2 separate regions of the Mus musculus genome follow, and region 2 is linked to region 1. A link is a loop called in an ENCODE intact Hi-C map of the cell type or tissue named here. Cell type or tissue: heart. All regions are shown on one strand.

Region 1 (5,000 bases):
ATAAACAGAAGTGAACCTAGTTTGTTTTTACTATAAGATGACTTTTAAGCCTTACATGGAAGCGTGCTGGTCTTTCACTTGCCCTCAGATCAGGGCACCTTCTCTGCAGTCTTTTCTGGTCCTCCACATCTGCATTTGCATCCCTGTTGTGATAGCATAACTTGAGCTAGCATGTTCATGACATTGATTGGTACTGTTTTGTTTTGGGACAGGGTCTGGCTACATACCTCAGGCTGACCTCAAATTGGAGATCTTCCTGCATCTGCCTCCCGAGTGTTTCAATTATAAGCATGCACCACCACAGCTAACTTGTATTGCTACTATGAATATTAACTTATGTATTGTCCCTCTCGACAGACTGAGCCCAGATGTATTGTAGTTCTTCAGGGCCCATCTAGCACAATGACTTGACTAGGGACAGAGAAGTGAAGATAAACGAAAAAGGAGAATGTGACATGCAGGCACATTTAGCTAAGTGTTCCTTCAGGAAGTTGTGAGCATCACACTTACTGCCTGGGTGCGACCACTTGAGTCCCAGTGTTGTTGGTTCTACTCTTTTTGGTAGATTGTTCATATCTTCTTCTTACCTCTATTCTGTATGCTTTTCCATTTGCTATTTAAAAACTGCTTAATTATTGGGGTCTGGTGCTGCAGGCATGCTCCTTGGAAGGCAAGGGCATTAAAATTTCAATGCATAGCTGGGTAGTTGTGTTAACCACCTTTAATGCCAACACTTGGGAGGCAGAGGTAAGTGGATCTCAGAGTTCAAAGCGAGGCTGATCTACAGAGTGAGTTTCAGGACAGCCAAGACTACACAAAGAAACCCTGTCTCAGAAAGAAAGAACAAACAAAAGAGAGAAAGAAGAAATGAGGAGGAAAGGAAGGAAGGAAGGAAAAAGAAAAGGGAAAAAGAGAAAAAAAAGGAAGGAAGGAAGGAAGGAAGGAAGGAAGGAAGGAAGGAAGGAAGGAAATTTCAAGGCATGCCTGCACTTCCTAGCACTCAGAAGGCAGAGGCAGGCAGATGTCTCTAAGTTTGAGGCCAGCTTAGTCTACATAATTAAGTAACAGGCTAGCTAGGGCTACATAGACGCAGCTTTAAAAACATTTTATCAGTTTGTCAGCAGGATGCCTAAAGATGCAGACACATATAGATAGTAAGAAATTTACAATAATGAAACACATGAGTCTAGTCATCATCTGCAGCTATACTTCCTTGGTTTTTGTAACTCATAATAGTTTAGCACAAATGCAATATATAGAACTTGCATATTGTATTTTGGATCTCTAGGTATTTTCACTATATGTGTCCTCTAACCCACAACTCTCCACCAGTTTTCTCTAGATATGAATATTTAAATTTTATAAAGATCCCACATATAAGATCATGCAATAATAATTTACTGTGTCTGGCTTATTTCACTTAGCATAATGTCCCTAAATGGAAAGATCTGGTTCTTTTTACCAGGCTAATTACTATTCTGATGTGCATTTCCCGTCTTTCTCCTGACAGCTTATTTTCATATCTTGGCTATTGTGGATTATGCAGCAATGAACAAGGGAAAGCTGATAGCTTTAGGAAGTTATTTATTAATTTTCTTTGGGTATATGTCAGAGGAGATGTTTCTGGGTCATGAGGTAACTTTTAGTATCTTTCAAATCCTTTGTACTGTTTTCCATATTGTTGTAACAGTTTGAATTTACTCCTTAAAAGAGGGAAAGGGTCCGGCAGTGGTGGCATACGCCTTTGATCCCAGCACTTGGGAGGCAGAGGCAGGTGGATTTCTGAGTTGGAGGCCAGCCTGGTCTACAGAGTGAGTTCCAGGACAGCCAAGGCTATACAGAGAAACCCTGTCTCAAAAAACCAAAATAAATAAATAAATAAATAAATAAATAAATAAAATAAAAAGAGGGTAAGGACAGATGACAGGGTTGGAAGAGAAAAAAATTAACAAGAGCCCACTTTGGTGGAATATGTAATCCTAGTATTTGGGAAGTGTAAGTAGGTGGATCGGGAGTTCAAGGTCAGCTTCTCCTACACAATTTGGTGGAGGTTTGAGGCCAACCTGGGCTATGTAAGGTCCGGTCTCAAAAAAACTAAAAGTTACAAAAATAGAAGATCAGGCATCACCGGGCTGCATTCATGGTGGAAGCTACCCACTAGAACTGAAGCTTCACCCTCGGCATCTGCATGCCAGCTGAAGTATCTGAGCTTGCGACCGATTAATGACAGTCAGCAGTGGAAGAACCGCCGAAGTTTCACAAGAATAGAGGGTGAGATCCAAAAGAAGAGGCCCACAGACGCTTCGCCTGATTTACCGGAACTAGCAAGCCTCGGCTGTCTTCAAACATCACAAAATCTCTACCATGCCACAGACTGGGCTTCAGGCGCCTTTCCCTACACTAGGAAAACAAAAAACAAAAAACAAAACAAAGCCTTACTACGCCGGAAGCCAGGTAGTTTGCCATAATCACCTGACCGGTCAGCTGCATTCGGATTGGGCTTTAGTAGTACGTGCTCGGGGGATACCGCCCCAGCAGCTCTAGGGGCGGGGCCAGGAGCCAGAGGCCACGGTATTGGTTAGATCCTTCAGGGATTACCCAATCAGAATCATCCTTCTTGCCGCGCAGAGCGTGCGGCGCGGGGCGCAGGAGGGCCGTGTCGGCGCGCGGAGTTTGGATGGTGGTTCCGCCCGGCGCGACGTAAGCCTGAGTGAGGTGAGTTCGGCGCGCGCTGGGTTGCGGTGGCTCCGCCGACTAACAGAGCCCGAGGCCTTGGCCATTTCACCAGTCATCCGTCCCAGGTTCTCCGAGCCTCGCTTGTGGCGAGAAGCCCAGACCGGAGTAGAGACCTGGTGACCCAGAAAAGGCCATGTCAGGCGGCCGAGGCTCGAGTCTCACTGTCCACACTTTCCTTAAGGCCTTGATTGTCATACGCGAGAAATTAGCTCATCTGCTTCCCGTAGTTTGTGTAGTGCTGCAACGACCCCTCGTAGCAATGCATGCTTTCGAGACGCCAGAAGAGGTGGAGGTGCCCTGTTTTTAATCGGAGAAGCAGGAGCTCAGACCTCGTTTGCCGAAAGGGCGCGCGGGCTTGGATGCCAGATGAGGTTTGAATAGGACCTGCCCAGCTCTGAAGCCTATCTCACTGCCCCAGGCTTCCTCCCAGTCCCTCTTAACTGTCATAGGTTACCGGGTGAGGGTGACTGAGATGAACCTGCCATCTTCCGGTGTCGCCTTTAAATACACAGCTCTCCTACCTCAGCAAGGGGTAGGGGTGGGAAAGACTGATCGAGAGATGACAAGATGGAGGAGAAGGAGAGAGGCAGACGCCTGGGGAGTAATACATTTAATTGAGCTTGGAAGGAACTTGTCTCAGCCATCCAGTGCTGAGTTGACGTCACACCGTCTCAGCCATCCAGTGCTGAGTTGACGTCACACCGGCTTGAGTCAACATTTTGTTAGCCTGACTGCTATTCTGTTTGGATGTCACTTTAACTTTGCTTGGATGAAGTGGGATTTTTAGGTTCCCAAGATAGGGATTTAGTACCAGTTTGTTTGTTTTGGATCTTGTAGTCCCGTCTGGCCTCAAACTTGTAGAGCTGAGGGTGACTTTGGACTCCATGATCTTTTCAGCCTCAACCTCTCAAGTGCTTGAGTTACAGACCCATGTCACCATCCCTGTTATTTAAAGTGTATATACTGTGAAATATGTACTTCTGCAAAAGAGACTCACAGATTTCTCTGTGTAGCCCACTGTAGACCAGGCTGGCCTCGAACCCTGATTCCACTGCCTTTCCCTCCTGAGTGCTGGAATTAAAGGCAATGGCTGCCACTGCTGGACAGAATGTAGCATCTTAAACTTGGTTGAGGGACATGCTCTATTTTCTAAATTTTTACCTTTTGTCAGGAATGGAGATAGGAGTATGTTCTTGTCCATGTTTGTGTGTGTGTGTTAATGTGCAAGAAGACCAGAGGTACCTTCTGCAGTTGTCTTCCATCTTAGTGTTTGGGGCAGTCTCACTGAACCTGGAACTTACTGATTAAACTAGCAAGCCTCCCAGGACTGGCATTATAGATGCACATTACCACTCCTGACTTTCTAAGTGGGTTCTGGAGATCTGAAATCAGGTCCCTATGTTCATACTACAAGCAGTTTACTGACTGAGCCATCTTCCCAGGCCTTTTCTGTCTTACCAGGTTCAAAGTAATTGAAAAATTATCTGTATAATTTTGTGCCTAAAAGCCTTTGAGTATCTTGCTTTCCTGTAGAATAAGATCAGTTGCCACTAGGAATTTTGGTGGTTCACACCTATGACCCCAATTGGCACTTTGAATGAGACAGGAGAATGGAAAGTTAAGAGCAGCTTTATAAAGACTATCTTAGAAGCAAGCTACCTCCCAGAGCAAGCCTATAATCCACACACACATAGAAGGTGGAGACAGAAGGATCAGAAGTTGAAAGTTTTCCTCGGGTGCATAGTAAATTTGAGACCGGTCTAGACTATATGAGACCCTGTCTCCAAAACCCAAAACAAACATTAAAATGCTCATTACATTTATAATGTCTTTCTGTCACTCTGGCTATTATTGTTTTTGTTATTATTAATATTATTTTGGGGGTGGTTTTGAGTCAGGGTTTCTCAGTGTAGCTCCGGCTGTCCTGGAATTTACTCAGTAGACCAGGCCTTGAACTCAGAGATTTGCCTGCCTCTGCTTTCTGAGCGCTGAGATTAAAGGTGTGCACCACTACTGCCTGACTCATAACAAAACTTTAACAGTATTTTTTATTTGTGTGTGAGCTTGATGGGATCAGAGAACAACTTGCAGTTCTCTGCCATCGTGTGGGGCCAGGGGATTCGAATCAGGTTCTCAGGCTTGGCCAGCAGTCTTACTGCCTAAGCCAACCGAATGGTCCTGTTTTTGTTTTTTTCACAAGTTCTTAACACATTTTAGTTATAAAATAGGCTATAATAGATTTTTCTTAGGTAATTGTTTACAGT
Region 2 (5,000 bases), 140 kb after region 1:
CCCCTGCTGCCCCCATCCATCGGGTGGCTAGCCGAGGGGCGGCCTGCTTGCCATACAGGTCTGACAGCAGACACTAGTCTGCTCGGTGCCGCCGTTCCCACCGCCCCAGGGCTTTGCGCCTAGGGGAAGTGGACTTTCATCTCTCTGAAGCACTGGGATTCTCTCTGACTTGGGAAGTGCCAAGACGACGCAGGTGATGTGGCCCAGTGAGGGCATGTGGCTGCTGGCCAGGTGTGGACATAGAAAAGGAGGGTGGGCGAGCAGATTAGGTGTGTGTTTCCTGTTTTGGGCTTCTATCTAAAATTTGTATTTTTTTAAAAAGAGGATCCTATGGCTTAAAAAAAGTTTGAAAGCCTCTGTCCTAATAGTTTTTAACCACCAAGGAAACTGAGGCCCAGAGAGTGGAAATGACTTGTGTAAGTAGTTGAGCAGGGACTAGGAGTTAAAATTTCCTGGGAGGTGCCTGTAACAGGACCTGCCTTGGGGTCTCTGCTGGAAAGAGAGACCTGATTGGGTTTCCCAGCAGTCTTTGGTGGCTTGCTCTGTGGCTGCCTCAGCTGGGTCTCCAGGTCCTAGAAACAGCAGCCACACCTGGGGGTAAGTGCCCGTCTTATGCCTGGAATGGTTGTGGTTATCTCTGTCTGTAGGTTCTAGGGAGAGACAGAAAGGCTTTGCCTAAGAAAAGAGCTAGGACAGTACTATAGCCTATTCTCTAGTCAGGCCCAGCACTGATGGCTGGGCAAAACTGACCCAGAGAGGCTAGAAATATATCCAGTCTCCTGGTTTTGAGACAACTGGGACTCAGAGGGTGAGTCAGAGTCTGGAATGGGGGTGGGGAGAAGCCTGTTCATTCATTGTTCACAGTTCTTTTGTGTGTGTGTGTGTGTGTGTGTGTGTGTGTGGTGTGTGTATCCTCCTATGTGTCTTGATGACGAGGCAGGGCTCTCTGATGTCTGGAATTCATATCCCACCCTTACCACAGTTGGGGAGACTTGGTGTGGAGGGAAGCAGACCATCTTTCTCGAGGTGTGGTGGGGGTTCTGTCTCAGTGGCCCCATCTATAGTTTGCTGAAACCTGGGCTAGACCCAGACCGACCCAGCCATAATTTGGAAGTTGTAGGCAGGTCTCAAAACTTGGAGCAGGGAGTCTGCACATTTCTAAACTAAAGAGGTTTTAGATGTGGCAAGAGTCCTGTTTCTACGTGGAGGCACGGAGCTCTAACTCTGAGGCATGTCTTCGGAGCCCTTTGGACTCTGCCCTTCAGGCATGGAGTCTGCCTCGTGGATGTCTCCTGCCATCAGCTGTCAGGTTATTTTGGTGTAAACTGAAAATACTCCAGGATTGTGTGTGGAGTCCCCTCAGCCTATAGGGTGAGATGGCAGCAGTTAGGGAGGCTGGGTAGCTAGTGGCAGTTCCTGGAGAATCTTGGCGTTCCCAGTGGCTAGCAGATCTGCCCAGCTCCACAGGGCAGTGTGCTGAGGTATCTACATTTTACCATTTGGCCAAGTGGCTACCTCTAGGGCTGGGCCATGGGAATGGTAGGGGCATCGGGATCCTGGCACTTAGACAGGACATCCCCAGCAGCCTACTGGAACCTCTCCTAGCTGCCACCTACCCCAGGAGCTTGGCTTGTGGCTAGTCAGGGGCCCTTTATGGGGACAGTTATGTGGCCCCAGGCAGAGAGGTCTTGCTGTCTGTTTGCTGAAGGAGGAAAAACACCACTCAGGGCTACTGATTCGGCCTCACCTTGGTGTTCCAGGCTCAGCGCCAGTGTTTGCCCTGGCAGCCTGGCTCAGATTACGCAAGGTGGTGGGCCTGGAACACGCCAGGGGGCAGCAGGGCTGGACTAGCAGGAGCAAAGTTGCCCAGGAAACAGCTTGGGCCCTGCCTCTAAAGATGGCTGTCATCTCAGCCCTAGAGGGTGGCAAAACCTCAGGAATCCCTCATGCTCAGAGTGTGGCTCCTCAGCCTCCATCCCAACTCGAGTCACCCACTCTTTCCTCTTGGGGACTGAGAGTCTTTTAAATAACTCCCTACAGCTCACCTTTTTGCTGAACCAGGATGCCCTAATTGAGTTGGGTAGACTCTGTTCATTTTTTAAAGAGCCAACATTTATTCTTTTATAAAATATGCCTGGATATTTTGAGAGCGTACAGTAGCACAAAGCAGAAAGTAACAATTGCTACTCATAATTCTCAGACTCTCCAAGGAGCGACTGTTAAGCAGTAACTTGTATCCGTCCAGATTTTGTTGTGGTTTTGTATAAATCTGCATGTATAGTTTTAAGAAAACAAAATGGAATCCTGTGTACATGCCATTTGATAATGTATCTTTCTTTGGTTATTGTTTGCTTTTTATTTTGAGCAACTCAAGCCGTAGTTGTATTAGTGATGGGAGAAAGGCTTGGGAGGGGGAGACTGTGGGCCCATGTGTCTGTTTGGCTGACCTTTGGGATATGTGCTGTATTTATTCCGGAGACACCTTGGGGGTTTGTGGTGTGTGTGTGTGTGTGTGTGTGTGTGTGTGTGTGTCTTTGTGTCTGTATGTCTAGGCTGCAGTTGGATCCCTGGGAGCTGGAGTTATAAGCTGCTGTGAATGATCCAATACAAGTGCAGGGATGAGAACTCTGGTCCCCTGCTGTCCCCTGCAGGAGCAGTATGTGCTCCTAACTACTAAGCCATCTCTCCAGCCCTTACCCCTATTTCTGATCTTGGTTTTTGTTTTGTTTTAAAGACAGGTCTCTTACCAAACCTGGAGCTTGCAGACTTGGCTAGGTTGACCAGCTAGCAAGCCCCAGGGATTCTTTTCTCTGCCCTGCCCCCAGTGCTGGAGTTACAGGCAAATGCTGCCAAGCCTTTAATGTGGGTCCTGGGACTCCAAACTCAGGTTTTGATGCTTGGGTGGCAGTAAGTGTCCCTACTGAGCCATCTTCCCAGCCCCTCAGGTGTTTGCTGGTTTTACCCATCTCCCTTGAAACTCCTTTTAGGTCCATCTCCTTTGAAACTGCTTTTAGGCTCAGCCGTGAGGCTAGGAGGGGCGGCATCAGTGTGTGGCTGAGAGGACTGACTCTTCCTTCCTCCTCTTGTTCCCTTAGATCTGGCCCTTACCCTGTCCTCCAGCCCTGCCCATCTCGGCCCCATGCCCCCACCAGTCAGCCCCGGGACCCTGGCACTGAGCAGGCACGTGGCAGCCAAGGCCCTGTGACCAGGCCAGGGAGACAGGCGCTCTGGGGTTCCAGTCACCTGCCCCCCCATGGAGCTGAGATCCTGGTTGCTATGGGTGGTCGCAGCAGCAGGAGCCGTGGTCCTGCTGGCAGCTGATGCTCAAGGCCAGAAGATCTTCACCAACACCTGGGCCGTGCACATTCCTGGAGGCCCAGCTGTGGCTGATAGGGTGGCGCAGAAGCATGGCTTCCACAACCTGGGCCAGGTAAGCTTCTTACTGGGCCTGTTTGTAACTTCAGGACATGACCTGGTGGTGGAGAGAGTGAGGGCAGAGACTCTCAAACCATGCAGCAGAAATTGTTGAGCTTGTCTTCCAGGGCGTCTGGGCAAGAGGCAGGTTCTGAGCGGCTGGTGGGATGGGATCCGTAACACTGTCCTGTTTGTGGGCTTTCCTGTAGGTTGCTTAGAAAACCCAGCACATCTTGGGGATGGTGTCCCTCTCCATCCCCTGCATGTTCTTGTGGGTCCTCAGCAGGGAACAGATTGCCCCCCCCCCAGGCGCTTGCCTTTGTGAGCCTCCCCAGCAGCCTTGTCCACCCCCATCTCTGCCTCCCCCAGGGACTGGCAGATGGAAAGCCCATCTCAGACTCAGTGCTTCATTGCAGATCTTCGGTGACTATTACCACTTCTGGCACAGAGCAGTGACAAAGCGGTCCCTGTCGCCTCACCGCCCGCGGCACAGCCGGCTACAGAGGGAGCCTCAAGTAAGTGTGGCCCTGGCCCTTCCGGCTGCCACCCCCTTCTGTTCTGAGTCTGCCCTCACTCTGCAACCCCCACACCTATACCATCCTCCTCTCCTTCCTAGGTAAAGTGGCTGGAGCAGCAGGTAGCCAAGCGAAGAGCCAAGAGGGACGTGTATCAGGAGCCCACGGACCCCAAGTTCCCCCAGCAGTGGTACCTGGTATGCTCCTTGGACTCTGGTTCTCTCCCCACCACAGTGAGGTCCTGTGAGTGGATGAGGCTCACCCTGGCTTCTTCTGTTTTCTTCTCCCTTCTTTCTGCCTCTGACCCAGTGGGTCTCAACCTTCCTACTGTTGCAACCCTTTAATTCAGTTCCTCATGTTGTGAGGACCCCCCCCCCCCAACTGTAAAGTTATGTTTGTTGCTACTTCATAACTGTAATTTAACTACTGTTATGAATTGTAAATATTTTTGGAGATAGATTTGTCAGGGGGGTCACGACCCATAGGTTGAGAACCACTGCTCTAGCCTTCCCAGAATCTATACATTTCCAATGGGAGCCAGAAGTGGCATTTTTAAAAATGGTTTATTTTTATTTTATGCACATTGGTGTGCTTGCATGAGTGTATGAGGCTGTCAGATCCCCCTGGAACTGGAGTTACAGACAGTCGTGACCAAGTGAGTGCTGGGAATTGAACCTGGGTCCTTTGAAAGAGCAGCCAGTACTTTTAACTGCTGAGCTATCCCTCCAGTCCCCAGAAATGGCATTTTAAGCTGGGATGGGTAGAGATAGAGGTTTTGGGGTAGAATTGATTCTTTTGAGTGAACAACCAAACATCTCTGGTAATGGGCTGGTTGTCTCTGCAGTCTGGTGTCACTCAGCGAGACCTGAATGTGAAGGAGGCCTGGGCCCAGGGCTTCACAGGCCATGGCATTGTGGTCTCCATCCTGGATGACGGCATTGAGAAGAATCATCCCGACCTAGCAGGCAATTATGTAAGGGCTGGAAAAGAGTGGTGGGAGAGCCCTGGGCAGGGACCTCGGGGGAACTGTCCTGTCCTGTCCTGTCAGCGTGGGGAGGCAGCTCCCAATGA

What was found. Hi-C counts contacts between places; a loop is a spot of excess contacts. Peaks named below come from ENCODE experiments on the same cell type or tissue, not always from the same donor. Only the 100,000 strongest peaks of a DNase experiment are listed, where the experiment ranks them.
Region 2: a loop joins it to region 1, with 2.6 times the contacts of the local background. A loop is called at or near these places in 4 of 42 quality-filtered maps.

The regions. Positions count from the first base shown.
Region 1 is chr7:80,532,758-80,537,757 of GRCm38, reverse strand. It overlaps Blm (Bloom syndrome, RecQ like helicase), which reads left to right and starts at 2,639. Exons shown (of 22, transcript NM_001042527.2): 1 at 2,639-2,715. In heart, a CTCF peak has its summit at 2,647; DNase peaks (open chromatin) are centred at 2,557 and 3,197; H3K4me3 peaks cover 2,306 bases; H3K27ac peaks cover 1,870 bases.
Region 2 is chr7:80,397,024-80,402,023 of GRCm38, reverse strand. Furin (furin (paired basic amino acid cleaving enzyme)) reads left to right here. Exons shown (of 16, transcript NM_011046.3): 2 at 3,096-3,430; 3 at 3,831-3,929; 4 at 4,031-4,126; 5 at 4,774-4,902. The coding sequence starts at 3,254. Among named protein-coding and RNA genes, the nearest start is that of Furin, 3.3 kb to the left of the region's middle. In heart, CTCF peaks have their summits at 1,846 (motif pointing right) and 2,653; DNase peaks (open chromatin) are centred at 1,743 and 3,189; H3K4me3 peaks cover 2,152 bases; H3K27ac peaks cover 2,698 bases.